Regions from separate parts of the Homo sapiens genome. Here regions 1, 2, 3 and 5 are each linked to region 4. The links are chromatin loops, found by intact Hi-C in ENCODE. Cell type or tissue: dorsolateral prefrontal cortex. All regions are shown on one strand. Region 1 has its middle 13 kb from the start of CACNA1C-IT2. Region 2 overlaps WNT5B (Wnt family member 5B). Region 3 has its middle 7.3 kb from the start of MIR3649. Region 4 has its middle 3.1 kb from the start of LINC00940. Region 5 overlaps WNT5B (Wnt family member 5B).

What was found. Peaks named below come from ENCODE experiments on the same cell type or tissue, not always from the same donor. Only the 100,000 strongest peaks of a DNase experiment are listed, where the experiment ranks them.
Region 1: it touches region 4 in a loop (4-fold over the local background); 26 of 110 quality-filtered maps call a loop at or near these places.
Region 2: a loop joins it to region 4, with 6 times the contacts of the local background. A loop is called at or near these places in 101 of 110 quality-filtered maps.
Region 3: a loop joins it to region 4, with 6 times the contacts of the local background. A loop is called at or near these places in 97 of 110 quality-filtered maps.
Region 5: a loop joins it to region 4, with 6 times the contacts of the local background. A loop is called at or near these places in 60 of 110 quality-filtered maps.

Annotation. Positions count from the first base shown.
Region 1 is chr12:2,032,978-2,036,977 of GRCh38, forward strand. It overlaps a transcript of CACNA1C not described here. Among named protein-coding and RNA genes, the nearest start is that of CACNA1C-IT2, 13 kb to the right of the region's middle. RefSeq lists a silencer at 1,965-2,254. In dorsolateral prefrontal cortex, CTCF peaks have their summits at 2,106 (motif pointing left) and 2,307; DNase peaks (open chromatin) are centred at 2,104 and 2,474; H3K4me3 peaks cover 1,640 bases; H3K27ac peaks cover 2,317 bases.
Region 2 is chr12:1,642,344-1,646,343 of GRCh38, forward strand. WNT5B (Wnt family member 5B) reads left to right here. Exons shown (of 5, transcript NM_032642.3): 5 at 3,451-4,000. The coding sequence ends at 3,909. Among named protein-coding and RNA genes, the nearest start is that of WNT5B, 15 kb to the left of the region's middle. In dorsolateral prefrontal cortex, a CTCF peak has its summit at 2,384; a DNase peak (open chromatin) is centred at 2,368; H3K4me3 peaks cover 1,293 bases; H3K27ac peaks cover 2,312 bases.
Region 3 is chr12:1,651,056-1,655,055 of GRCh38, forward strand. No RefSeq gene overlaps it. Among named protein-coding and RNA genes, the nearest start is that of MIR3649, 7.3 kb to the right of the region's middle. In dorsolateral prefrontal cortex, a CTCF peak has its summit at 1,923; a DNase peak (open chromatin) is centred at 1,926; H3K27ac peaks cover 3,794 bases.
Region 4 is chr12:1,937,718-1,941,717 of GRCh38, forward strand. It overlaps a transcript of DCP1B not described here. Among named protein-coding and RNA genes, the nearest start is that of LINC00940, 3.1 kb to the left of the region's middle. In dorsolateral prefrontal cortex, CTCF peaks have their summits at 2,467 (motif pointing left) and 2,671; DNase peaks (open chromatin) are centred at 2,184 and 2,474; H3K4me3 peaks cover 545 bases; H3K27ac peaks cover 2,493 bases.
Region 5 is chr12:1,632,362-1,636,361 of GRCh38, forward strand. It overlaps WNT5B (Wnt family member 5B), which reads left to right. Exons shown (of 5, transcript NM_032642.3): 3 at 297-544. Among named protein-coding and RNA genes, the nearest start is that of WNT5B, 5.1 kb to the left of the region's middle. In dorsolateral prefrontal cortex, a CTCF peak has its summit at 2,430 (motif pointing right); DNase peaks (open chromatin) are centred at 455 and 2,440.

The sequences.
Region 1 (4,000 bases), 95 kb after region 4:
AATTAATGTTTCCCAGTTTGATCAGAAGGGTTTTAAACTGAAGGTAGGGGGTGGTGGAGTAAAATGCCAGGTGAGCCTATGACACTGACAGGCAGTGCCTGGTTAGGTGCAGTGATGTAGCTAACCCACCCTGGGGGAGTTCCGCTGGCCATTCCACTTCCAGAGGGGAGGTGCTTGATTCTCCATTCCTTGACGTACAAGGAACCCTGAGGAAGGTGTGGACAGGATGTCCCAGAACAAGTGAAGCCAGTCTCTGTGTCCAGCTGGGTCCTCTTTCTGGCCCTGACACAGATGCCCCCATGATGCCCGCCCTCTGCAGGCTCAAGTCCGCCCATGTGCTCGGCCACCACCTGGCCTGCAAGTCTATCCTGGGATGCTGAGGGGGCAGCTCTGGCATCCGACACCCTGGAACCCAGGACATGGATCCCATTTTCTCTCCAAACCCAGGCTATGTTTACATCTTCAAAACACATAAGGCCGACTGTCCCTTCTTTCCTGAAAAATGGAGCTTCATCTCCACTCCTCTGGGCTATATGTCTCCTGGAGTCTCAGAGTCCTTGGGGCTTGGGGGCATTGTGTTCAGAGCTTTGGACATGATTCACAGTATAATCCTAAGGACAAAGTTTTTCTGGCAACCTCATGCTAAAACATGAGAAAACAACAACACAACAACAACAACAAAACAACAACAACATCCCAGCTCGCTCTCATTTAAAATCATTCCCCAGGTCAAATCTCCAGCAAACATCCCTCTAGAGAAGTGAGAATAACATAGTCAAAATGCCCAGGAACCTCAGCAGATGCAGCTGCCAATAAAGTTAAAGTAAATGTAGGCACCGTGAATAGATGTCTAGCATTCCAAATAGAGGTGGTGAGAGTTTGCCTGGCCCTGGCCATACTGCCCTCGAAGACAGCTTAGTGCTGGCAGCATGTTCCGAGAGAAGCACTGACAGAGAAAGACAGAGGAGCATGGAAGAGGATGGGAGAGTGGCTCATGTTCTGGCCTAGAGAAGCAAAGATTCGTAGAGAGGGGAGGAAGAGAATACAGTAACTGTATTGCAACATTTATTAATAATAATAACGACCACATTTTTAACATCTGCTACACCTTAGGCCGTTGGAACATACTAACTCATTTTAATCCTCACAGCAACCCCATGAGGTGGATATCTTTATTCCTATTATACAGATGATGAAACTGAGGCTTGAAGAGAGCGGTTCAGTGACTCGCCCAAACTCACATGCTTAGTGTGGGAAAGTTAAGATTTTGCCACATCCAAGTCCTTTTAGATCCAAGGCCGTGTTCCTTTTTGTAAGCCTCCCTGGTGTGTGGAAGGGAGTACACTTTCTCCGTGAGATGCCAGATAACTGAAAGAGAACTACAGGGAAGATGTCAGAGGAACGAGATTCCACGCAACCTGATAAAGAACTTGCTCATGGTCAGAGTTGTCCAGAGATGGGATGAACAAGCCCAGCTGGGGCTGCATTTCCATCCCTCGGAGGTCTCAGGCAGAGGCTGAGGTACTAAGGTTGAGGGTACTGTGGTGGGTATTTAATACTAAGAGTCCCTCTTAATACTTTCTGTTTTATTACTCTAAAGTAAACTTCCCCAGCACACAGCTCAAAGAGAAGGCCAGTGTAATATGCTGGTTCAATATCCGACGACTTTGAAATAATTCGAGGGCTAACTGGCTCATCTAGTGTGATTTAAGCTCGTAGTTTCCCATTCATGTATGTACTCACTTCTTCAAAAAACACCTTTCGGAGTGCCTCCTTCGTGCCAGGCTCTGCAGATATAGCTGTGAATAACAGATAGTCCCTGTGCAAGGAATCTATAGATGGGAATGGGGAGAGACAGGCAGACAGGTGATTTTCATTCTGTGTGTAAATATAATTAGGAAAGTACAGGATGCTATGGGACACCGAATCCAACTTTGCGGGACAGGGGAAGAAGCCTTAGGAGCTGGCGAGGCGAGGGGGTGAAGAGGAGAAGGAGGTCTGGGCACTGGAAGCGGCACACGTGGAAACGGTAAAGGCCGACGCCGGTTCAGAGCCGCAACCGCGACAGCCCCGTCGTCCACCTCAGGTGCCGGCGCCCCCTGCTGGTGCGCGGAGATGCGCGGAGACCGCAAGGCCCGGGGGCGTGGCCTCCCCTGCGCCGGCGCGTGTGCCCGGGCCCTCCGCGGGGCGCCGGCGTCTGCGCCAAGGCACGTTCTCCTGCTGCTCCAGAACTGCCACCTTCCAAGTCCTGAAGGAGGCCGTTTTCCTGTCATTTGCACCTGGCCGGAGCCATTCTGGATGTTTTAAGGAAACGAGAAAACCATTCTTTCCTCTTACCGGATGATGTGCGATGTCATTTGGAAACAAAGAAGGGCTCTGTTTCTTGGAGCCCCTGGGTTCTGTCTGCAAGAGGGGCAGTCATGAGGCTTGCAAGGCAGGGAGTGGGTAGGATGGTGCTACAAGCGGCCGGGAGGTGATGGGGTGCAGGGAAATAGACATTTCCATTTCTTCCTCCTCCCTTCTTTTCTCCCCAGAATCTCCTGTGCGAACCTCTTCTGTGCAGACACCTTCCCACCCAACCTCAACAGAGCCCTGTGGGCCTCCCACGCTGTGTAAGTGCGCGGACTCATCTGAGTGCCACTAGGGGACACAGCCCAGATTCAAGCTGGGATCCCCATAATATGTGCACCTGCAGCCAGGTGTGCCTATAGAACCACAAATGCGACAGGTGAGGGGATCATCTTATTATTTTCCTACTTCCGAGGCAGGACGGTACTTAAACCATCTCAGACAGATGGTTAACTGTCCTATTTTAAAATATCTCTGGGGAGGACGATTTCACAATTCCCTGTGGCTGTCTGTTCTAGTATTTAATCATGTTCATTACCAGCGAGTTCTTCTTTATGCCGGATCTAAATCTCCACCGTTGTGATTTAAGTCTTTTTCCTTGAGGGTAGACGCTGTGGCTCTTCTGCTTCAGGGGAGGAGAGGATTCTGGTGCTAATTTTGCGGTCTTGTGAATAAGTTATCTCTTGTAACACCTTCTTTGGGGTTTATTTTCTTTACTGGTAAATGGGGTTGGAGGGTGAGTTAGGGATGGTTCCCAAGGACTTCTCAAATGTCATAGCTTTTAGACAAGTGCTGCATTGGTATCGTGTGCAATTCAATACTTAGTGGAAATAATAACGCTTTGTTGCATTGAAAAGCGTGTAGCTGAAATCTGAAATGATGCCACGTAGACCTAGTCCAGAAAGCCATCTATCCCTTAGTGTCTGAGTGGGCCGTGGGAAGGAATGAGCAGTGGAGTGGGCTGGGCCACTCACAGCTGGACCTTCCAGAAGTCACTTCAGGGTAGGCGCTCTGATCATCTATTGCACAGAAAAGGGGAATCAGGCTTTGTGGGTGCTGCCCCAGCCTCTAGCTCTGGAGAGCTCAGAAATGAACACCCAGCAGAGGGCAGTTGTATGGGACAGTGGATTTTCATCCTCCCTCCCCTTTCCTATCTTTTTTTTTGAGACAGAGTCTTGCTTTGTCACACAGGCTGTAGGTGCGATGTTGGCTCACTGCAACCTCTGCCTCTCGGGTTCAAGAGATTCTCCTGCCTCAGCCTCCCCAGTAGCTGCGATTACAGGCATGCGCCACCACGCCCGGCTAATTTTTGTCTTTTTAGTAGAGACAGGGTTTCACCATGTTGGTCAGGCTGGCCTTGAACCCCTGACCTTGTGATCTGCCCTCTTCGGCCTCCCAAAGTGCTGGGATTACAGGCATGAGCCACGGCGCCCAGCCTCCCCTTTCCTATCTTTAAAAAGCAAATGCCCTAGGAAGGGTTATACCTTAAGTCATTATCAGGTAACCCTTTAGTGACCAGATGAGGAAATGGGCTACAGAGTAGCTGCTTAGTCTTGACACTGGAGGGGTTAGCACAGGAGGATTCGGGGTACCCTGGGAGGAAGGTTTGCTAACAGCAAAACAAAGGCTCCACACCAGCGGCAAGAGACCA
Region 2 (4,000 bases), 300 kb before region 4:
AACACTGCCCTCCCCAGTCCCCATTGTTAGTAGTTTTTCTCCCACCTGATCTTCAATCGGGCATTCTTGCTCTTCTCAGGTATTCCTTACTCTATCTACCTTTGCCTTGGTAGGTTGGCGGTAGGTTCCTGTGGGCAGGGATTGCCCTCTCTGCCCCTTTGCTTCAACCCTGTATGTGCTGTATGTGGGTGGGACAAATGGATATACACAGAGGAGTTCCGTGTTGCCTCCTCGGGAGAGGTCAGATTCACGGAGGCTGCTTGTGGCTCTGCTGAGCTGCGCTGTGGTGTCTGCACGTGCCTGTGATCAGGCAGGTGACACCCACTCTTCCCCTTTCCCCTGCTGCTGGGTCTCACTTTATTGCCCTTAATTGTTTGTTGTCTTGTCCGGGCTGTTATCTGGCAGCCTTCCCTCCCATCAGGCTTGTTCCTGGCTTGCTCACCTTCCCTGTCTGTCTCCCCGCTTAGCCCCTTCCTTCAGGCCCCACACCTCTCCTCTTCCTTAACTCCTTATCTCTCCCTTTGCCTCTGCCTGCTTCAGGTTGGGAATTCCTGGCCCCCTTTATTTTTTATCCTCTCTCCAAGGAACAGGCCTCGGCCATCAGTCACCATCTGAGGCCAGAGGTATTCACTGCTTGCCTCCTCACACCTACACACAAAGTTCTCCAGCAAGGACTGAGTGATGGCTGGGATGGAAAATAGACAAGTATTTTAGAACCATATTAAAAAGAAAAAAAGATTATCCAGGATCTGATGTCTTGACACAGAGTAAATCTTAGGCTACTTTGCCAGAAGTTTCTCTTGGCCTGCAAGAGCATCTAGTAGCTCCTTCTTAGACGGTGGCGGCAACACCAGTGGCTGATGGTGTTTTGCCACTCAAGGATTTCTAAGCATTTTCCAGATAAAAGCCTGGTGCCTAATCCTGTAACATTCCTGTCTGTCACCAGGCTCAGCACACCATTAGATAGAAGTGGAAGAGGAGCTGAGAGGCGCTTTTCCAGGGACAGATCGTAGAACTAAAACTTTTTTCTTTTTTTTTGAGACGGAGTTTCGCTCTTGTTGCCCAGGCTGGAGTGCAATGGCGCGATCTCGGCTCACTGCAAACCTCTGCTTCCCAGGTTCAAGCGATTCTTCTGCCTCAGCCTCCCTAGTAGCTGGGATTACAAGCATGTGCCACCACGCCTGGGCTAATTTTGCATTTTTAGTAGAGACGGGGTTTCTCCATGTTGGTCAGGCTGGTCTTGAACTCCCGACCTCAGGTGATCCGCCCGCCTTGGCCTCCTAAAGTGCTGGGATTACAGGCATAAGCCACCATGCCCGGCGAACTAAAACATTTTTGAAAGCTTTTTTTTTTTTTTTTTTTGCTTTTTGAATTAGCAGTCTGGGCTGAAAATCGGCATTTCCCCCTATCGCCTACAAAAGGAGCCTATATATATATATATATATCTACAAAAGGAGATTTTGTATATATACATATATATATATAAAATCAGTAGTAAAATATGAAAAAAATTGCAGATATTCCTATCTCTACAATGTCTTTGAATTCAGGGAAGGATGGAGGGGGTGTTTAAGCTGGTGCACTTCCTCTTGGATTTGTTTTCCTAAAATTCTGGTCCTTGCCCTGCAGGGTCTTGCTCCGACTCTCCTTCCCCAACTCTGTCTGAGTGTTTGCCCCTGCAAGAGATGCTTATCCGTGCTCCGAGTTGCTAAGTGGCAAAGTGCACAGTTTCCAACCCTTAATGTTTCCTCCTCTCAGCAGTGCCAGACGCCTGTCATCCATCTCTAAGCCAAGGACCATTTCCAGAGGAATGTCAGGCTGCAGCTCAGACCCAGGGCATTTGGGATGGAAGGGTCATTGCAGGCCCCATCTTTGAAGTGTCTGTCAGGATGGGGTGTCAGTTCCTTTATGTCTTGGACCTGGAGCTGCCCGGCTAAGTGCTGGTGCCTTTAACCTTGGGGAGAGCCTTCCTTCCTCCTCTGCTCTAAGCCAGCTTTAAGCCCCGAGATTGGAGTGGATAAGTGCTTGTTATTCTGAGTCCTTTCTGGGTGGCCTTGGAGGTTAGTGAGCCTCTCTAGAGCTTCAGTTTCTCCACCATAAAATAGTGGGAATAATTCCGTACCAGAAAAAACTCAGGAAGACTTTTGCCAACAGTCATATGCACTGATGATGGCTGTGCTGTCTCTTGCACCTGCAGTGGTCTCTGCTTAGCTCTGAATAAAGACACAATCTGGGGGCTCTTGAAAAGAAATCTAAGAGAAACCCTTGAAAAATGAGTCCTGACTCAGTTGGTGACAATAGCCATGCATAAGAAAATGCTCTGCAGCCGGCTTGCGTTTTCATCCCGCCATCTGCACGTCTAGGCCTGCTGCCAGGGTTGGTTGCCATGGTGCGTCAGCATGCTGCCGTTGAAAAGCACTCTGTAAGCAGCTTTCTGGTCTGCTCTTGCTTTTACATTTTGATTTGGGATAACTCAAGTTCAAATCTACTCCACGTTGTGGCGGTTCTGTGACTTCTGGGGTAGACTTGTTTTAGATGAACCGCTCCTGCAGGCAGGCCCAGCTGCTTGCAGTTCCCTTGCACGTTGCTTCACTGTGTTACTCCAGCTCTCCCAAGGGGGCGTCTGGGGGCTGCTCGGGAGGAAGACGGTGGTCTTGCTCACAAATGGATGGTGTATGGCAAGACTCCTGATGACTCTATGGAGTTAGTGACTACATGGTAACATGGGGAAAGGGACCATTTAATTCTCAGGGTATTTGACAGGATCAGGGAGAGTTTTGGGCTAACCACGGCTATGCCAGTGATTTCTGTGATAGGCTTGTGATACAATTGGATTCTTTTTTCTGACTTGTGCTCCTATTACGCAAAAGCTGGACACATTTTGTTATTTTGTTTTGTTTTGCTTTGTTTCTAGAGATGGAGTCTTGCCCTGTTGCCCAGGCTGGAGTGCAGTGGCACAAGCATAGCTTGCTGCATCCTCAAATTCCTGGGCTCAAGTGATCCTCCTTCCTCAGCCTCCCCAGTAGCTGGGACTACAGGCACCAGCCACAGTGCCTGGCTGTATTTTGTTGGTTATTATTTATTTGTTTGAGGCTTTGATCAAGATGGAGATATCTTTGTTTTCCGATTGTGAAAAGGATGCATTGATTGTAACAGGTTTTGAGGAATGAGAAACCAGTAGAGTAGAAAGTGAAAGTGCCTGGTGCCATCCTCCCGGCTGATGGGGACAAGTTGCCTTGCCGCCCCAGGGTTCTTTTCTGTGGTGCCTCTTTTATGTTTTCCCCCTGAGCACCTGAGCATCTTGGAAAGATCTTTGCATGCATTTGAAAAGCTATCTATCCCCTACCCTACCGGCCCCTCCTGTGTACTAGGCCTGTGGCTACCCCAGCCACCCTCTGGGCCTCTTCCACCGGGATCCTCCTTCTTACTGCCTTCTTTCTCTTCCCCTAGGCTGTGTATAAGATGGCAGACGTAGCCTGCAAATGCCACGGCGTCTCGGGGTCCTGCAGCCTCAAGACCTGCTGGCTGCAGCTGGCCGAGTTCCGCAAGGTCGGGGACCGGCTGAAGGAGAAGTACGACAGCGCGGCCGCCATGCGCGTCACCCGCAAGGGCCGGCTGGAGCTGGTCAACAGCCGCTTCACCCAGCCCACCCCGGAGGACCTGGTCTATGTGGACCCCAGCCCCGACTACTGCCTGCGCAACGAGAGCACGGGCTCCCTGGGCACGCAGGGCCGCCTCTGCAACAAGACCTCGGAGGGCATGGATGGCTGTGAGCTCATGTGCTGCGGGCGTGGCTACAACCAGTTCAAGAGCGTGCAGGTGGAGCGCTGCCACTGCAAGTTCCACTGGTGCTGCTTCGTCAGGTGTAAGAAGTGCACGGAGATCGTGGACCAGTACATCTGTAAATAGCCCGGAGGGCCTGCTCCCGGCCCCCCTGCACTCTGCCTCACAAAGGTCTATATTATATAAATCTATATAAATCTATTTTATATTTGTATAA
Region 3 (4,000 bases), 290 kb before region 4:
AGAACAGACACTATAGAAAAGGTGAACCCTTTTGATCCAATCTCACTGTAAAGCCAAAAGGAGTGAGTACTGTTTGAAGTGACCCTGGCCTCATTCCATATTGGTGCTCTGCCTGTTGGGTCAGCCAGCTCTTCGGCTGGTCCCTGATTTGGAAGTTACGTCTTTCGTATATTTATTTCCAGAGACTTCTTAGCAGCAGTTACGTTTCATAAGGGAAGTTTTGATACCTCTTTTGTTCCCTGCTATGTCTGCCATCACCCACAACAGTGCCTAGCACAAAGAAAGCACTCAATAGATATTTGCTGAGTGAATGAATGAATGATGTTTCTTCATGAACAGACAAGGAAACTGAGGCATAATGTGATTAACTGCGTGGTCCATCATATCATTTGTTCTATCAAAATTGCAAGTAATAGAAACCAATTTGAGTCAGATTATGAAGAAGGAGTATGACATGAGGGTCCCAAGAGTCTCAAAGACGCCAGGGTCTTCAGGAGCTGACCTGGACACCTCTGGATCCCTCTCCCTTCCTCCTCTCTCCTCTGAGGTCTCTCTCTCTCTCTCTCTCTCTCTCTCTCTCTCTCTCACAGTTCCAGCCCCAGGAAGGGACTCTGAATCTCTCCTGGTCCTTGTCCCAGATTCCCAGGAGGGGCTTCTGGTCAGGGCTCTGTCCACCATTGCATGACTTTGCAGCAGTTCAAGTCAATGAGTGGAGGGGCTGAAGAACTCATCAAGGTGAGAGGAACTGCTCACGTTCTCATAAATTTCTCGGCGGATGGTTAGATCCAGAGAACACATAATCCAGTTGGTGTGAATGAGACCCCTAAGTATTTACTCTGGAAATTCTCATGATAGCTTTACTGAGGAGTCTTTTATCTGTGAAAATGCATAATTATGGAACAAGTCCTGAGGATTGTCTAAAATAAGGAAAAACCTGAGCCCACTAGTGTGAAGAGGAAGGCTTCTGTTCTCTGAATAACCCAGGATAGGACACACACCCATTCATCTACCTTGCAGGGTTCAGGCAGCCAAGTTGCTAAGAAGCAGAGAATAGACTAGAGTCAGTGACAGCCCCTGGCTGGTATTCTGCCCTGCAGGTGCATTCATTTTTCAATACTGAGCTGTATTTGAAGGCCAGTCATCCCTGTGGATGATTTAAAGGTATCTTCCCTCTGACAGGACCACTCTACAGTATCAATTGCTTCCTTCATACATTTTCCTCATTCTTCAAGGTCTGAGCATGCCAAAAAGTAAGACCTGAGAGGGGTAAGGGTTGCCAGGATGTTTCTGCAAATCTTCCACGGCTCTTGGGGGCACCCAGCAGGCATTTGAAAACTGACTTACAGCCGGGTGTGGTGGCTCACGCCTGTAACCCCAGCACTTTGGGAGGCCAAGGCAGGCGGATCACCTGAGGTCAGGAGTTCGAGACCAGCCTGGCCAACATGGTGAAACCCCGTCTCTACTAAAAAATACAAAAATTAGCCGGGCGTGGTGGTGGGTGCCTGTAATCCCAGCTACTTGGGAGGTTGAGGCAAGGAGAATCGCTTGAACCCGGGAGGCGGAGGTGGCAGTGAGCTGAGATGGCACCATTGCACCTCCAGCAGCCTGGGCAAATACAGCGAAACTCTGTCTCAAAAAGAAGAAAGAAAGAAAGAAAGAAAACTGACTTACGCCCTGTGGCTGGCCTTCTTTTGTCCTTTTTGTTTTGACAGCAAAAGCCATATAGACCTTGAATGCTATGACAGGCAGGACACGTCTGTGAAATAGGAAATAATTACACTCACGCTTTTTAGGTGCTATGTTTCCTTCCTCATTTTATTTTCTAACATGCAAGTAAACTTTTTAATGGACCTAACGTCTCATCTGACAGATATCACGGCCTTAGGTCGGAGCAAATGATCAGCCTGGAACCCACTCCAGACTGGTCTGCAGTTCTGCATGTGACCACACAGTGTCGCTATCTTCTCAGTTCTAGCCGAATAGCTCTGGCCCGCACCTTGGTTCAAAAAAACATTTTTTTTTTTTTTTTTTTGGCTGGGCGCGGTGGCTCACACCTGTAATCCCAGCACTTTGGGAGGCCGAAGCGGGGGGGGGGGGGGATCACTTGAGGTCAGGAGTTCGAGACCAGCCTGGCCAACAAGGTGAAACCCTATCTCTATTAAAAATACAAAAAAATTAGGCAGGTGTGGTAGCCTGCACCCCCGTAATCCCAGCTACTGAGTAGGCTGAGGCAGGAGAATCGCTTGAACTGGGAGGGAGAGGTTGTGGTAAGTGGAGACCATGCCACTGCACTCCAGCCTGGGCGACAGAGCAAGGCTCTGTCTCAAAAAAAAATTGTAAATTTAAAAAAAAGTTGGGTGGTGTGTCCTTGCGGATTGATGGCAGAAAACAGAATCTGGAGAGCAGCAAAGCTGAGTTCTAGATTTTTCATTTGGATAAATGTGGGAAGAATTAGGTCAGTCTTATTTTACTTAGTTTTAAAAGAATGAGTGAGGAGGGCAATGCAGTTAGGAAAGAAAACATGAAAGGAATGCCTTGTCCTGCTCGGCTGGACCCTCAAGACACCCACAGTACTTTTCATGCTTGAAGATTATGATGAAGGAGGTGAGTAATAATTATAGCTACCATTTATTGAGTACTACTGTGTACCAGCTGCTTTACATACATTACATGTAATCCTCTCAGGGCCTCTGCAGTGTAGCCAATATTATCCACGTGTTTCAGATGGGAAAGCTAACACTCAGAGTGGTGAAGCGGCATCCCTCACCTCACACAGCTAGTAATTCATGCTGACTCCAGACCTCTTTCAGGTGGATTTCTGGGTAAGGAATCTGGTCAGCTGAAATAACAGGTGCCCATTTCCTTCTAAGTCTCAGGGAGTGTACAATAATCTTCCTCGTCTTGCCACCATGAATGTTGAATGAGAAGAGTGACTAGAGAGATTTCATTTGGTAGGGGCATATGGCAGGGGGAACTTGGGGATCCCAAATCTAAAGTAAACAGGCAAGGTGCGGTGGCTCATGCCTGCAATCCCAAGATTTTGGGGGTGCTGAGGCAGGGGGATCACTTGAGACCAGGAGTTTGAACCAGCCTGAGCAACACAGTGAGACCCTGTTTCCACAAAAAAAAAAAAAAAAAAAAAAAAAAGGCTGAATGCAGTGGCTTATGCCTGTAATCCCAGCCCTTTGGGAGGCTGAAGTAGACGGATTGCATGAGTCTAGGAGTTCGAGACCAGCCTGGGCAACATAGTGAGACCCTGTCTCTATTAAAAAAACACAAAAAATTAGCTGGGCATGGTGGTGCCTGCCTGTAGTCCCAGCTACTCAGGAGGCAAAAGTGGGAGGATCACCTGAGCACAAGAGTTCGAGGCTGCAGTGAGCCATGATCACGCCACTGCATTCCTTCCAGCCTGGGTAACAGTGAGACCCTGTATAAAAAAAAAACCAGGCATGGTGGCACATACCTGTAGTCCCAGCTACTGGCCGGGGGTGAGGTGGGAGGATTGCTTGAGCCTAGGAGTTCAAGGCTATAGTGAACCATCATCGTGCCACTGCACTCCAGCCTGGGGTTACAGTGAGACCCTGTCTCAAAAAAAAAAAAAAAAAAAAAAGGAAACAGATAATGCATACAGGGCTAAACAGCATAGAAAATGCTACAAAAGTTGAAGATAGTATATTGATGTACATATTGAAGCAAAGAGAAAACTGGGGCCTTGGACGATGGAACTAGATGAGTAAGTCACATTCGGTAGGGAATTTAGAGCTGGTGCCTGGGGGCTTCATTTTACAAGACAGCCATGGGTATTCTCTACCACATGCTTCCCTCGAATTTACTCAGAGGGAAGCCCTCTCTCCACTGGCTTTCCCAGGCGTTAGGAGTCAATGGTTTTGAATAAGAGTGAAGATTAAAATTCAGCAGAGCTCCAAGCATGTCTGATCTTGAGCGGACAGGACCATGGACTAAGCTTCTGAACTCCCTTTTCCAATCTGCTCTTCCGGCC
Region 4 (4,000 bases):
TTTCAGAAGATCCAGGAAGTACAAATCCTATCAAATAGCACTGCCTTCTCCCGCCTTGCAATTAAGGTGGTGCTTTACCCATAACGGCAGGGGCAAGAACAATACCGACATGGTATGTTACAAGTAATATACTGCTGGGTATGTGGACCTCTTAAAGAGCTGTGGCACTTCCTTCATAAGGAAGGGAGAAGTGTTACTGTTTTCATTCCATTGATAAGGAAATGAGGGGGAGAACGCGGTAAAGCAAGGCGGCCACAGATCCCTAAGTGCCAATGCCAGGCTGAACACTCAGGTCCTGGTAGATGGCAAACAAAGGCCGGCCCAGCAGCTGCGGGCCTCTCCCAACAACTGGAGCATGGCCCCCGCACCACAGTCATGGCACAGAGGGGCTGTCTGCCATATGTTGCTCCCATTTAATCCTCATATGGACCTTGTGAGGGTCTTTCATTTTCTAAGTGAGAAAACAACATCCCAAAGATGTGTTTGTTCAGGAGTTGAAGGCGGATCTGTGTGACTCCATAGCTGGGTGCTCTTCCCCACACCGGACGGCTCTGGCTTCTGGAACGTCTACCAGGCTGAAGCCCACTGCACTGGATAAGGCTGCCTCTACGAACAGAAATCTCAGGGCTGCACCTGAGATTCAATCAGGTGAAAACTGCTGCCTGGGAGCCAGTGGCACCTAAGGAGTGGCGTCCATGATGTTCTCAGAATTTGGGCTGAGTGGGAAGAAGAAAAGCCCATTTATTTATGAAATCTAGCTTTGGGTGCCTTAGATAACCCTTTTGATCTATTTCTTGGACTCACTAGAGAAAGTCCTTTTGTACAAAGACACTCTCATCTGCTTTGCTGTATAGAAGAAATAAGCACTCCATCACCAACTGCCCTTTGAAGGGTGACTTCGTCTTTGGTCTAAATGAATTGGGCCTGTCCCTTTCAAAATGATGTATTCCAGTAAAGGATGGAGAATTTATTATTTTTCAAAACAGATGACTGTGGTGTTGACCTAGAAAGGCCCGACTGAAGCCTGCAGGGCAGGTCTGACCATGCTGGGCTTGGGTTTGTTCCCCCGTCGCATCAGAACATGGGCACCTTCTCACATTAGGTACGGCAACTGATATTCTTTCTGTTTTATTTACTCGGTTCTGAAGCAAAAGAATAAATATTTCATGAAATTAGCCATTTGCTACTGCAAATACGTTAGGAACATTAAGTATGGAATTCATCTCTCCTTAGCTAGCGAAGCAACTCTAAACATGTAATTAAGATCAAAGATACATTGTTAAGGTTGCCAGCAGTTAATCAGATCATTGATTTTGCCCCATTTTTGTGCATGTATCGCTGAGGCAAGCACTACGATCACTGACTTTGAATCCAGCAGTTAATCAGATCATTGATTTTGTCCCATTTTTGTGCATGTATCGCTGAGGCAAGCACTATGATCACTGACTTTGAATAACAGATCCAAGTGTGTCTCTGTCCTCGCCCTGTTCTCCTTATAAGAATATTGAGATACCATATATGCAATTATTAATTTCAAGTGTTTTGTGAAAACTTTGCATGGTTTATCACTATGTTAGATGTTGTAGGAGATACCAACGAAACAAAAGAACTCACCCCTTCCTAAATGTTGGAGGGTAACACAGCAGACTCCTCGCCAAGGTCTGGCACATAACAGGGGTTCAGTAACAGTCAATCCCTTTTCCACCCACCCTTTCTCTTCACAAGAAAAAGCACCCTCCTGCGGGAGAGTAGGGGAGGTGGTGTTCTAACAATGCTTTCACTCGATGCTGTGGCTGAACAAAGGTCTAGAGCTTAAAGTCCAAGCCCAGGTCTCAGAAACGGTAGGGAAACCTGTTTTCCTCACGCTTCCATTTTATGAACTATAAAATGAGAATAAAACACCTGTCGGCTGTGCAGTAATCGAAGATCTTTTTATTATCCGAGAATAAGAAGTGCTATTGAAACGCAAAGCTTTATTTATTACAAATACTCAGCAGGGACGAATTCCCATAGATACTCTTAACAACTTGGCAGGGGCTCTTCTGACTCCTTCCAAGATTAAGCTCCTCATCTCTGCGAACATAAAACTCGATCTGCTACACAGCTTGCAGATCATGACGCCCTGAACATCACAGTGACAATCTCCTGTGCCCTCCGCCTCAGCGTGTTCTGCTAAGGGTGATATACTATCCATTCGGAAGCTTAGGCGGGCACATCCTGCTGCTTCATGGGCTGGGATGGATGAAGTGTTGCTGGAAATCTGGGCCATTTGTCAACTCCTAGAACATCTATCCTCTAGAAACTAGCTATAAATACCTTTAGAAATAACTTCCTTCAAAGGATTGGGTAAAACATGCCAACTGGGTTTTTACAAATGAAAGGTTTACTTTGTCTGGTAAAAGAAAACCGTCGTTACTTCCAAAGGCTCATTAAAGCCTTTGTAGGTTAACTTGTGGGACGACACTGCCACCTGGTGGTCGGCGTGCACTGTGCGCACGGAGCTCCCCAATGGAAGTTACACACTGCTCAAAGAACCACCAGACTTATTAATAAAGAACTAAGCTCTGAGAACAGCCCTTCTCACAGAGACACTGATTCTTCTGAAGTGGCTCCATACATTTAAGGAAACATACTAAGCTTGGCATTTACTGAGTGACCTAAGCAAAGAATTTTCCTACCCGCTCAATTCTTAGTACCAGGTGTACTGAAGGACGTGATTTCTAAAAGCAAAACAAAACAAAAACACTTGAAAGGCAGGCCTGGTGGTGACAAAATCTCTCAGCATTTGCTTGTGTGTAAAGGATTTTATTTCTCCTTCGCTTATGAAGCTTAGTTTGGCTGGATATGAAATTCTGGGTTGAAAATTCTATTCTTTTTTTTTTTTTGAAACGGAGTCTCGCTCTGTCGCCCGAGTAGCTGGGACTACAGGCGCCCTCCATCATGCCCGGCTAATTTTTTGTATTTTTAGTAGAGACAGGGTTTCACCGTGTTAGCCAGGATGGTCTCGATCTCCTGACCTCGTGATCCACCTGTCTCAGCCTCCCAAAGTGCTGGGCTTACAGGTGTGAGCCACCGCGCCTGGCCCCTGAAAATTCTATTCTTTAAGAATGTTGAATGTTGGCCCCCACTCTCTTCTGGCTTGTAGGGTTTCTGCAGAGATATCCACTGTTAGTCTGATGGGCTTCCCTTTGTGGGTAACTTGACCTTTCTGGCCTCCCTTAACATTTTTTCCTTCATTTCAACCTTGGTGAATCTGAAAATTATGTGTCTTGGGGTTGCTCTTCTCGAGGAGTATCTTTGTGGTGTTCTCTGTATTTCCTGAATTTGAATGTTGGCCTGCCTTGCCAGGTTGGGGAAGTTCTCCTGGATAATATCCTGAAGAGTGTTTTCCAACTTGGTTCCATTCTCCCCATCACTTACAGGTACACCAATCAAATGTAGGTTTGGTCTTTTCACATAGTCCCATATTTCTTGGAGGCCTTGTTCATCCTTTTCATTTTTTTCTCTAATCTTGTCTTCACGCTTTATTTCATTAAGTTGATCTTCAATCTCTGATATCCTTTTTTCTGCTTGATCAATTCGGCTACTGATACTTATGTATGCATCACGAAGTTCTCGTGCTGTGTTTTTCAGCTCCATCAGGTCATATATGTTCTTCTCTAAACTGGTTATTCTAGTTAGCAGTTCCTGTAACCTTTTTTCAAGGTTCTTAGCTTCCTTGCATTGGGTTAGAACATGCTCCTTTAGCTTGGAGGAGTCTGTAACGACCCACCTTCTGAAGCCTACTTCTGTCAATTCATTCTCCATCCAGTTTTGTTCCCCTGCTGGCGAGGAGTTGTGATCCTTTGGAGGAGAAGAGGCATTCTGGTTTTTGGAATTTTTAGCCTTTTTGCACTGTTTTTTCCCCATCTTCGTGGATTTATCTTTGACACTGATGACCTTCGGATGGGGTTTTTGCGTGGACGTCCTTTTTGTTAATGTTGATGGTATTCCTTTCTGT
Region 5 (4,000 bases), 310 kb before region 4:
TATAAAGGCTTCTCTTCAGCCATAAGGGCTATTTTCCTATCTGATCACAGCAGATCCAGAAGCATATCCAGAGTCTGTCTGGGGCATTTGGCATCTCGCATGTCCTTTGTGTTCATGCCTCAGATTCCTTCAGTTTGTCCTTTGAAGGCCAGCACTCTGATTTACTAATTTTTCTTTCCAGGGCCTTGTACACAGGGACGCATTCAATAAATGTGTTGAATGAATGACTTAATGCTGCACACAGGCGTATGCTCACTCCTGGGCCTTTTTTTCCCCTTTCTGGATTGCTGTCCTAGGTCATTAGCTTTGAACCCGGTGCAGAGACCCGAGATGTTTATCATCGGTGCCCAGCCCGTGTGCAGTCAGCTTCCCGGGCTCTCCCCTGGCCAGAGGAAGCTGTGCCAATTGTACCAGGAGCACATGGCCTACATAGGGGAGGGAGCCAAGACTGGCATCAAGGAATGCCAGCACCAGTTCCGGCAGCGGCGGTGGAATTGCAGCACAGCGGACAACGCATCTGTCTTTGGGAGAGTCATGCAGATAGGTAAGAGGCCATTACAAGAGGGCTCGGCCAAGGAACTGCACTCGTCTCGTTTGGGAGCAATTAAGCTCTCTCAGGACTGGCACAGGGAGAGCCCAAAGGCAGCCTAAGTGGGCTCTCTCTAGGCTTGGCAGCAGTGTGCACCACGAGAGAGGCACACGAGGAAGCAGGCTCTGGGAGGCTGCAGAAACCACACGCTTGATGTTCCTCTAGCTCTCTGCCTTCCAGCCTCACTTGGGGCAGGTTGCTTGGGACTCACTGAGAGGGGGCAGGTTGCTTGGGACTCACTGAGAGGGGGCAGGACATCTGAGTTGACTTAGAGTGGATTAGGAGAGCCGCCCACCGCCACTGCCTTTGTGTCTCAGTGCAAAAAAGAGCCTTGGGTAGAGAACCAGAAATTGCAGCCCTGAATGTCTGTTGGATTTTTGCCTCTTCCACTTCAACCTTTGACAGAGAGATAGAAATGTCGGCCAAAGTGTTGATAGCTGTCACTAACCCAACCCCATCCAGTCCCAGCTTTTTCTTTTGAAAGAGATGTGTGAACATGGGGGAAGGGGTCAGACGAAAGAAAAGATGAGAGGGAGAGGGCCAAGTCTTCTGGATTCCTGTCCCTTCCCCTCTCCCACTGCTGGCCAAGGATTCTTGGGCCACCCTATTGCTTAGATGGAGGTGTGATCTGAGGTCTAATTGTTTTAGGTCCTTTTGAAATGCAATCCTCTCCTCTCTGGCAAGAAATTGAGAAATCCGGCCCTATTCTACTGGGTCTTATCCCCAGGGCCATAAAAGGGAAGTGTTAGAATGCTGTGTTCCTTCTGCCTGACATTCTCCCAGAACACCTCCCTTCAAAAGGTTACCTGAGGCTGGAGTTTCCCCAGAGAGGGATTTCAGCCTGGGAGGGGAGTTGGGGAGGTAGAGATTTCTTCGTGCTCCTCTCTTAGGGAGGATACTTGGAAGGCTCCTTCCCCCTCCCACTTATTCCAGACCTCTTTCCCTACCCTCTCTGTCCCATATTGAGAAGTAATGCCCAATGCAGTAGCTCACGCCTGTAATCCCAGCACCTTGGGAGGCTGAGGCAGGAGGATTCCTTGAGGCCAGGAGTTCAAGACCAGCCTGGGTAACATAGTGAGACCTCTGTCTCTATAAAAAAAATTTTTTTTTTCTAAAGAGAGAGAGGGAATTAAAGATGGGAAAAGTACACATTGAAACTTGCTGCTCTCTTGCTTCCTTCGGTATCAACTCAGGGTGCATAAAAGGAAGGTCCTAGTGTTCCTGGGGCAGCTTTCCCAAAAGAGTAGACTTGGGGTTTTAGTGGGATTTACTCATAGTTTATTGATTCTTCTCAAACCCACCTGGCACTTGTCTCTTCTTTCTGGCGAAAATCTTGGCAGCACTTCCTGCCCTGCGTTTTGGGCAATGAAACTAGGACGGCCCAGGTGCAGAGTCTCCTCTAATCTCTTCAGTGGAGTTAATGTTTATTGAAGACCTAAAGTAGGCCTGATGTTGGCTAGATCCTTTTCATGTGTATTTCGTGTGCATAAAGGCCCCAAAGTGAGGCTGTACTTTAGGAAAGAAAGGGGTTGGCAGGAAAAGACACTCCGCTGGGTTCAGATGTGCACTAGGTGGCCAGCGAAAGCAAACCCTGTCGAAGAGAGCCCATCTCTCTGTGCCCTATTCCGTTACAAAATGGAACCCTTCTGTTTGCCTAATTTTCCCCCTTCCTTTTTATAGCATCACTGAAGGCTCATGCTACCTAGGAGGCTGTCCTCCCTTCCTCCCCCCTGAGCCCAGAGTAGCTCCTGGTGAGTCCTCCCTCTCCCTATCTTGAGAAGGACCGTCTAAGGCTTCCTTTCTCCTTTGAAGCTGCTGCAAAAGTCGGTCACCAGAGGGCGGCAGAGCAGCTCGGAGGAGCCTCGGCCCGTTGCCCAGCTTCTGCCTAGGGAGTTTGGAGGCAACTTGGGCTGCTATGGAACAGAGAGGGCATGAAATTGTTCTGCTGTCTCCTGTAGGGAAAAGACGCATGTCCCTCTAGTAGCTCACGGCTGCTTTTTTTTAGCCGTTTATTCTTGAGATGGTTAGAGATTCAACCTGAACTGTTGCGTATATAGATAAACCCCCACGTTGCTTATCCATTCTGAAGCCCCGAATTATCTCTTTCTTGCTGAAGGTAGCAACAGTAGATGGTACTTAGTAGGCTTACCCAAGGGCCCAAAGGCTGCCCCGTGAAGGCAGAGCTGCCCACACTCAGCTTCTGATGAAGACCCGACTGAAAGAGGCAGGCAGCGCACCGGAGGACAAATCAGGATCCCAAACAGTCATGATAGGTTCGAACTGTCAGAGTACAGAACGTCTGGTGTGTTAGTTCAGCTGCAGGTACGTGATTTTAGAAGGCAATTCTGAGAAGGCTGATTCAACTCTGAAAAGCATGTTTGCTAAAGAATGATAGAAATAAATCAGACATATGTAGCTTGGAAAAGTGAAAACGTAAAAGGCTTAATAGTTGTTTTCAAACACTGAAGAGCTGTCAAATGGGAAAGGGATTATAGCAGAGTGCAAGTGCAGCAGGCAGGAATCATAAGGAGGCGTATTTCAGCTTAATACAAGAAGGAGCATTCTGGTGATTGGAGTCATTTGAAAAAGATGGAATGGATTGCTTTGAAAACCTAGCCCACTGGTCTGAGGAACTGTGTAGAGGGAAAGCTTCCGGTGGCTATGGAGGGTAGCTCGGGGCTGAAGCTTGGGAGGCTCCCTCCGTTCCAGGATGCCATGTCAGGTGGTTGAGGCTGCATTTTAAGGAGATGAATTCCTCAAAGTGGGGCCCAGACCCTCCTCCCTGAGAGGCTCTTTGGCCATCTTACCATCCCCAGTGCTCCTTGTCACATTCTGAGCCCCGTAGACCGGGTCCTGTCGGCTGAATCATGAGTGTAACTTCCTGCCATCATTTCGGTTTTTCTTGGGCTATTCCTATTTCACAACTGACCAGAAGCCAGCCACTGGTTAATAGAGAAAAACGGACTCACTCAGCATGGTCTGTTTGTAAACTTCACTGTGTCATGCCCAGATAATCAAGAAGTAGGGCCAAGGGAGAGATTTCTCTAGACCTCTCGGTTGATTGCAGACTGCTTCCCTTTCTACCTTCCAAGACAAGACTCTGGGATTCTGCCTGGTTTAATCTCTGAGATCAGGATTGAATCTGTTTCCTGCTAAGAATCACTCCCTTCTCTCCATATCTAAGTCCCTATAAGTATCATTTGTTATTTCTTATAACAGCTTTATTGAGATACATAACTCCCATACCATGAAATTCAGCATTTTAAAGTGTAAATTCAGTGGCTTTGAGCATATTCACAAGGCTGTGCAACTATCAGCACTGTCTAATCCCATAACATTTTCACCGCTCCACAGAGAAACTGCACACCCGTTAACTGTCACTCTGCGTACCCCAACCCCCAACCCTAGGCG